2 separate regions of the Homo sapiens genome follow, and region 2 is linked to region 1. The links are chromatin contacts, found by Hi-C or POLR2A ChIA-PET in ENCODE. All regions are on one chromosome and are shown on one strand. The core of a region is the stretch at or near the end of the contact, and the rest is flanking DNA. Distances in the headings are between cores, read along the strand shown. Region 1 overlaps STEAP1B (STEAP family member 1B). Region 2 has its middle 15 kb from the start of SNORD93.

Region 1 (4,294 bases), core at 1,032-3,531:
AATAGAACGATTTATATTCATTTGGGTCTATACCCAGTAATGGGATTTCTGGGTCAAATGGTATTTCTGGGGCAAAGATTTCATGATGAAGACAACAAAAGCAATTGCAACAAAAGCAAAAATTGACAAATGGGATCTAATTAAACAGCTTCTGCACAGCAAAGGAAACTATCAACACAGTGAACAGACAACATACAGAATGGGAGAAAATTTTTGCAAACTGTATAGCTGACAAGGTCTAATACCCAGTATCTATAAGGAACTTAAATTCACAAGCTAATTTTAAAGTATACATTATAAACTATAGGCACTGTGCTGTACAAATCCCTAGAACCTATTCATCTCGCATAACTGAAACTTTATACCCACTAGTACCTCTCCATTTCCTCCTCTCCCTCGTTCCTAATAACCACCATTCTATTCTCTGTTTCTATGAGTTTGACTATTTTAGATTCCTCAAACAAGTGGTATCATGCAGTAGTTGTCTTTCTGTGTCTGGCTTACTTCACTTAGCATAATGTCTTCCAGGTTCATCCATGTTGTCACATATGGCGGGATTTCCTTCTTTCTTAAGACTGAATAATATTCCATTGTGGGTATATACATTTTCGTTATCCATTCATCTGTCAATGGACATTTAGGTTGCTTTTATGTCTTGGCTATTTTAAGTAATGTAGCAATGAACATGGAAGAAGTGCAGATATCTCTTGGACATACTGATTTCATTTCCTTTGGATATGTACACAGAAGTAGAATTGCTGGATCATATGACAGTCCTGCTTTTTAAATCCTGAGGAACCTCTATGCAGTTTTCCATGATGGCTGTATTAATTTACATTTCCATCAACAGTGTAAAAGGTTTTTCTCTTCTCCACATCCTTGCCAACACTTCTTATTTGCTTTTTTGGTAATACCCATCCTAACTAGCATGAGGTAATATCTCACTGTGGTTTTAATTTGCGTAACTCTGATAATTAGTGACGTGATTATTGAGCATATTTTCATATATCTATTGGTCAAGTGTACATCTTTTTGGGAAAACGTCTATTCATTTTCTTTGCTCATTTTTTAATCAGATTTTGTTATTTCATTATTGAGTTGTAGGCACACTCTAACATACATTGGACATGAACCCTTTATCAGTGTATATGATTTGCAAATACTTTCTTCCATTCCATAGGTTTCTTTTTCATTTTGTCGATCGTTTCTTTTGCTGTGCAGAAGGTTTTTACTTTACCTGACAATTTTCAACCCATCTTTTAAGGTTCTGCTCAGGTATTTCCTGTCCCGAGAAACTCCCCCACGTTTTCTTCCCTTGTTGTTGTTGGGTTCCCTTCCCAAGGAACAGCATCCTGAGCTCTCCCATGGCCAACAAAGTCATACGCACTGCTTCTCCTGAAATACTTCCAGTATATGCTTGGTGTCCTATGCAGTTTTTCGCACTTGTCCCACATGTTTTATTTTTCTACATAATACTGTTAGTGAAGATTGCATTAAAATAATTGGAGTAAGTTTGGTAGATGTCCACTTTGTACTTCCAGCTTCTACCATGGTCTGGTCTGCAAGTATGTAAGATGTATGAGCAGGGAACAAGGTTCTCACTTTCATGCATGCTTAAATCTGAAAGATGATCAGCAATAACTTGTCTTTTTTATTGAGATTTTCTAGATGAAGCTGAAACATGTGAGAGCTAACATTTCCCTTTGAAGGGCTGGCTGCTGATAAAATGAAGTATATATAACTCCTAGTCTTGGAAGGTGGTGGGAAATGGATTCCACACTGCTGCTCCTGCCAGAAATTTGGTGTGCCTACCAGTTGTGTCTTGGCCAGTTTAGTGGCCTGAAAGTTGCACAAAGCTACCAGGCTTCCAGTCAGTATAGCCTAGAAAATGAAAAGAAATGATACATTTGGTGCCTGTGTAAAGTATGTGGGAATTAAAAGCCCTGTGATAAGTGTATAATGAGAAAACTGAATACTCTCCTTCATTTATAAAATGGGATAAAATCTCAACTATTTTATTATTTGGTGACATTTTTATTTGGTAATAAATGTTTTCAGCAGCAGCTGAATAAAACAAAAAAAAGTGCATGTTAAATGAAAAACTAAGTACTGAATTTCCATGTAATAAGAAATCTGGCCAATATGTAACTTGTAAATGATAGTAAATGTTTGATGACATTTACTATCCAACATGGGGGGTCCTGGTGATATCACTAACCACGTGAAAACCAGACCCTAATCTACTAAAGAAGCACCAGCTTCTACCTCACACATCAGAACTGTTTTAAGAATGCCGTGCCCCTAAACAGTTTCACTTGTGCAGCTGCAGAAGGTGTGTTTACATATCATCCTGTGAAGCATGACTTTTCATCTAGATCAAACAATAATTCTTTAAATTAATTTTGACTATTCTTATTCCAAGTCCGTACATACAAAAAGTGAACTGATACCTGCACATGTGATGGCTACATTAGCAAAAGAGCTGCCACATAGCTGTATGAAGCCCTTTGCTATTAGAATCCTGATACTTCAGATTATCAGCTAGTTCCAATGAAGATTTTTTTTTTTTCATACAAGTCATGAAATCAAAGTAAAACTTTTGGAAGCTTATTCTCAGGTAAAACGTCTGACATTGTTGGGACTGCTGCTATAAATTCAGTTCAAAAGTTCCATATTGTTCAAAAGGTCAATATTGAAGACATGTTTTTATAGTAGTAATAGGAATACAAAATTTTGGGGGAGCACAGGTTCATGGAAAAATAATGTTCTTACTAAATTCATAAAGTAACAGACCAGAACTTGGAAGTGATTGTGGGCACATAATTCATAAATGTGTCCAATCCACTGTGATTGATATTCCACTAAAGGAAATAGAAACTATCATCATCAAAAATTACAAATATTTCTACATATAAGGTAACTATAGTATGAAATTCTTGTGGCAGAGCTTATATGAAGTATCCAACCACCCTCTACACCCCAATAAAACACCAGTATCAATCAAATGAAAAAACCTCATGCATCAACAATAACAATAGAAACTTCAGCTTGGGCGTACACATTTTCTGTTGCTCATCAGTAATCTGATTTTAGAAACATTTGAGCCTTTAAATAACTACTTGGCAAATCAGCCTACGCCTTTTGAAATAATTCTTTAAATGTTGGTTGCATTTTGATGAAAATTAATTGGAATATTTTGATAAATTATTCAATAAATGGAGTACAAAAATTTCAGGTTGTGGAGCTTTTTATGAATTACAATTATCTAAAACGAGCTTACTTAGGGACAATTTGAAATTGTTTCTACCAGATCGAGGGGGGAAATTAACAAATTAAACTGTGGGAGCTCAGAGGTATATGCTACCTTGACTTGTGGGAAGGATCTTTTGATGAAGTTTCTACTTTTAATTGGATCAATTTCTATTCTGTACTGAAATGGAATATAATTAAAAGTCCTTCAATTTTACAACATTTAACTTGGGTGAAACATTCAAAAGAATAATCTTAGGTAGAAATTATTTGACAAGCTGTATTTTGTAATATCTGATGGGGTATCTTGTAAAAATATTTGTTGAATAAAGATAAATGGGGGCCAAATACATACCCTGTAAAGTTATTCAGGCTGAAATATTAACACAATTCAATATAAAAATGTTAAAATTGAGAATACTCCCCATTTAGCCGCATTTGCTCTTAGCTTACTAAATAATTCAGCATCTGTAGAGAGAGTATTTTCTCAACTAAAAATATTTTGGACCACAAAAAAGGTCAATTTCAAGTTTATTAATCACAAATTACAAAAATAATATGGCAGACAGTTTTATTTAAAAAATTAAAAGCTTGTTTTCAGAATGTGGCTTAGAAAAGGAATTTAAAAAATAGAAAAATTAAAAGCAAAAGACACTGAAATAACATTCTTCAAATATGCTAGTGACATACTGCATTACAGGTAGATATGACTAAGAAACTGATTATACTATGTGACTATATACTAATAATTATTCCACTTATATTTTCTTAATTTAAAATTATTCATTTAAAAATTGTGCTTTAATATTCTATTTTAAAAAGTAGAATATTAAAATATATGTTAAATTATATATTAAAATTTATTTAAATTGTATATTTTAATATTTAGTATATTTGACATTAAAATATTTTTAATAAAAATTTTTTTCTAAATAGAAAATGTTATTTTCTATCTTTAAAAAGAGTTTTATTTTTATATTTTTAATGTAACTATTTATAATTTACCACTATGCTGGAATTAATTTGTTAGTCAATTCCTAGTTTC
Region 2 (4,294 bases), core at 1,239-3,738, 430 kb after region 1:
AGTGGCTCATGCCTATAATCCCAGCACTTTGGGAGGCCGAGGCAGACGGATCACGAGGTCAGGAGATCGAGGCCATCCTGGCTAACACGGTGAAACCCCGTCTCTACTAAAAATACAAAACATCAGCCGGGCATGGTGGTGGGCGCCTGTATTCCCAGCTACTCGAGAGGCTGAGGCGGGACAATGGCGTGAATCCGGGAGGCGGAGCTTGCAGTGAGTCGAGATCGCGCCACTGCACTCCAGCCTGGGTGACAGAGCGAGACTCTGTCTCAAAAAAAAAAAAAAAAAAAAAAGGTGAAAAGGAAAACCTGTGTTTGTGGTCTGTTCTTCAAGGTTAAACTTGTGGTCCTTTGGCTTTTCCAAAGGCCTAGGCTTGTAGACGAATCCATCATTAATTTCCCAACAGTCCATTTCACCCAAAACAAAATCCAAACAAGCTTTAAGTCAGTGCCTGTTCATCTCCCCTCAACCATCCCCAGTCTCATCTGCTTCTTTGTTGGACAACTCCTGTGTACACTGATGGCCTCCTACCCAAAGCACCTGTGTCTCTTTGCCTGAAGATCCCTCTCCAGCCATAGGAACATGAGGGGTGGGCTGTAAGTTGCCCTGAGAACAGCTCTCAACCAAGGACAGACAAGAGTTGCTGGATAAACATCCTAGTTTCCTTGGGCCTTGGTGGGACAGTTCTGAAGTATGTCCTACACAGTCTCTCATAAGGTCCCCAGAAGGACTGACCCCAGTGGCCATCAGCGGTAACCTATATATTAACATAAGTTTTATTGGCTTTTCTCCTTCTCTGTCTCACTTCCCATTCTCTCACCATGCTTCCTGGGATCATCTTCCAAATATTAATAGATTACTTTTCACCCCCAAATCTTTGTCTCCAGGATTACTTTTGAGAGAACCCAAACTAAAACATAGTCAAGCCAGGAAGATGACACTGAAAGGAGGAGGAAGAGGAGGACACATTTTGTAGAAGATAAAATGCCACATGCTTGGAACTCAGTCATGAGCCCCAGGAAACAGTGATAGATACTTCCTTTGGTTATTCTGAAGAAACAGATACTTATGTGAAAAAAAGCTAAACACCTTTCAGTCTTCCAGGATAGAATAGACAATGATTATAAGCAGATTAAAAATATATAACCGCTGGGCACAGTGGCTCACGCCAGTAATCCCAACACTTTGGGAGGCCGAGGTGGGTGGATCACAAGGTCAGGAGTTCGAGACCAGCCTGACCAACATGGTGAAACCCTGTCTCTACTAAAAATACAAAAATTAGCCCGGCGTGGTGGCATGTGCCTGTAATCCCAGCTACTCGGGAGGCTGAGGCAGGAGAATCGCTTGAACCCAGGAGGCGGAGGTTGCAGTGAGCCGAGATCATGCCACTGCACTCCAGCCTGGGTGACAGAGTGAGACTCTGTGTCAAAATAAATAAATAAAATAAAATATATACACACACCATTGTGAGGGGTATTTAGTGCAAATTAAGACAAATCCTGCAAAGGACTAGAGGAACCAAATAGGACTGTGGAGGGAGGACAAAGGGGCAGGTGGGCCAGATCCATTGTAGACCAAGAAGTGTGGGAAGGATTAGGCTCTTAATTGCAGAAATGAATGTATTGCCAGAACAGTTTTTAAAAAGGTCACAATGACAACAATGAACAAAATAGCTAATGTTGACTTAAGTTTTACTATATGCCAGGGAGTAAAATAGGGCTTTACATAAACTATCTTATTTAATTGTCACAACATCCCTATGATATCACTTCTTTTGTTGTCCTTAATTTACAGATAGTGAGACAGAATGTGAATAAACTAACCTTGCATGGTCACACAGGTAATAGCCACAGAGGGGAAGGATATAGTTTACTCTATCTATCCATCTATCTGCTTGCATATCTATCTATTCATCCCTCATCTAAATATGTATCTCTACTTATCTATCTCTCCAAATACATATATTTTATTTATGCAGTGAGATCTGGTGGACTTTAATTGCAAAATAACTTGAGAGAAAAGAGAATTAATTATAAGAAGTACAGAAAAAGAAACAGAGCAGAAGCAATTCCTGGACTGTGCTGTACCAGGCAGATGGGCAATATAGTCAGTATGCAGTGTTGGCTCTTTCTTTGGGAGAATGAGGTCATATCTACTGGCAAGGCCCCCTTCCCTTTATTCCCACTATACTGCTTGGGAATTTCTGATTTAAAAAAAATACTGTTGATAACAGAAATGACCAATTCATCATATTGTCTTGACCAAAGAGCAGCTCATACTGTGACACACTTGCCTCTCTAGTATCTCTGGGGAGGATGTTCGTAAGTGAGATTGGAGGAGTAATCGCCCCCCAGGACCGTGGGATAGGTTGTGCACGTTGTATACTGCACAGTCCCATGGGGGTGTTAGTCTCTCTGAATGGAGTCCCCAGAGTTATGCAGTGCACAACCTGTGTATAAGGCAGCCCTGCCTGCCCCCACCAATAAGATCAGCCATATGAACTGCATGACCAATGGCACAGCTGGAGCCCTCTCATTTGTCACTGTTTCTAGGCACATTTGCAGATAAAATGTTGAGATTGTGATCAGATTATGATCAGAACTTTCAAGAGTTCTGGAAAGAAGAGTTCTGGAAAGAAACACTGACATAAAGGAGAAGAAAAGAACAGGAACTCCCTCTGAGTTTGCATAACTTTCAATGTTCACAGCCTCCTGTTGCCTTTCTAGGAGGTGCCCTACTGTGTATTGCTGGGGTCGTATAGCCAATTGGCGAACTAGCTGATAAACCCTGGACAGAAATAGAAACTACAAGAAGTGAAACAAAGTTCCATCCAAGAATGAAACAACAACTGATCACGTGAGATGCCCATGTCATCACTTGACCCACAGACAGGGGAGCAAATATATTGATGATCTGGTCCTCCTGCCGGACTGTTGGTATTCATCCCTGTAAGTGAGAGGAAGGAAACATTGCAACTTAATGGGTGAGTCCTTCCTTCTGGTGAATTTAACATCATGCATTTGCTAGATTTGCTAGCCATGCAGTTATGGTGAAAACAGGAAAGATCCCTTTGGGTTTAACTATAGATTAGCCATAGGATTTGCAACCAGGAAAAGACCTTCAAGATCAATTCTATTGGAACATGGACAATTAACATAAATAAACTGAGAAACAGACAGACTGTGTTACTTGTAGCTAATTATTTTAACTCCCATCTCAGCACTCTTTCCCAACACAACCCATTATCTTAACAACTATAATAGTACTAACAGCCATTATTATAACCAACATGTTTGTCGGGGAGAAAGGTGACAAGAGGAGGGTAGAGGACAGAATTAGTTGAACACTTACTCTGTGCCAGGCGATAGTTTTAAGCTTTCTACATCTATTCATTTCAATCCTCACAACAACTCTTACAGGTCAATAGTGTTTCCCTTTCACAAGTTAGGAAACTGAGGCACAGATAGGTGATTTTATTTGTTCAAAGTCACAGAGAGGGCACATGGCTGAGCTGAGATTCAAACCCAAGCAGTGTGACTATGAAGCTTATTATCTTAACTATTCCACCATCATCGAAGGATATATTTACAAGATTTTTTAATTGTAATAAATTCTGTGCTTTATCTTTTTTTAAAAAAAAAATTTAATTAACAAAGAATAGGAAGACTTTCTATTCTTCACCCGGAGATGGACGATACCATGTTACTTGGCTTTTATCCACATAGCTGTCTTATTTTAGGTGCTGTTATTTGAACCAGAGTACATCCAAATAAGTGTAGTTTAAAAGAAATCATGATTATAAGGGGTTCCCAGTTTTTGCAAGGCATGATTTCTATAGACTCCTCCTTAATAGCTTCCTTTATCTTGGCCATCCGTGCTCACAAACATTTTCTAGCAGAGTACCAACCGCACAAATAGAGAGTAGGATGAGATCTTCAGCTTTAAGTTGGCAACGTGTATATATCTCAATGTGAATGATCCAAGTTTTGCAAATGGGAGAAAAAGCAAAAATGCCAGATTCTTTCATTTAACTCCATTATTTAAAAAATTGTGTTTACCTTTATTATCAATGATAATTGACAGTTACGCTTGAAAATGAATTTTTTTTTTAAAGTGGAAGCTTATCACTGGCCAGAATTAAGAAATATAAATCTTTTTTTTTTTTTTTTTTTTTTTTTGAGATAGAGTTTTGCTCTTGTTGCCCAGGCTGGAGTGCAATGGTGCGATCTCGGCTCACCACAACCTCCACCTCCCAGGTTCAAGTGATTCTCCTGCCTCAGCCTCCCAAGTAGCT

What was found. Hi-C counts contacts between places; a loop is a spot of excess contacts on that map. ChIA-PET counts read pairs that join two places held with the same protein, here RNA polymerase II (POLR2A). Pooled maps may share reads with other maps.
Region 2: a loop to region 1 is called in a pooled map, with 2.9 times the contacts of the local background. The contact joins two enhancer-like sites. A Hi-C loop is called at or near these places in 10 of 37 single-sample maps with no recorded cell type and 5 of 50 pooled maps. POLR2A ChIA-PET finds 5 or more read pairs at or near these places in 1 of 52 experiments (OCI-LY7).

What each region holds. Positions count from the first base shown.
Region 1 is chr7:22,436,875-22,441,168 of GRCh38, forward strand. All of the region lies in intron 4 of STEAP1B (STEAP family member 1B), which reads right to left. Among named protein-coding and RNA genes, the nearest start is that of STEAP1B, 61 kb to the right of the region's middle. Within about 2 kb of position 2,282, at least 2 of the 41 ENCODE cell types and tissues checked have a DNase peak (open chromatin) inside an H3K27ac peak, as active enhancers do.
Region 2 is chr7:22,869,768-22,874,061 of GRCh38, forward strand. No RefSeq gene overlaps it. Among named protein-coding and RNA genes, the nearest start is that of SNORD93, 15 kb to the left of the region's middle. RefSeq lists an enhancer at 2,862-2,971. Within about 2 kb of position 2,489, at least 3 of the 41 ENCODE cell types and tissues checked have a DNase peak (open chromatin) inside an H3K27ac peak, as active enhancers do.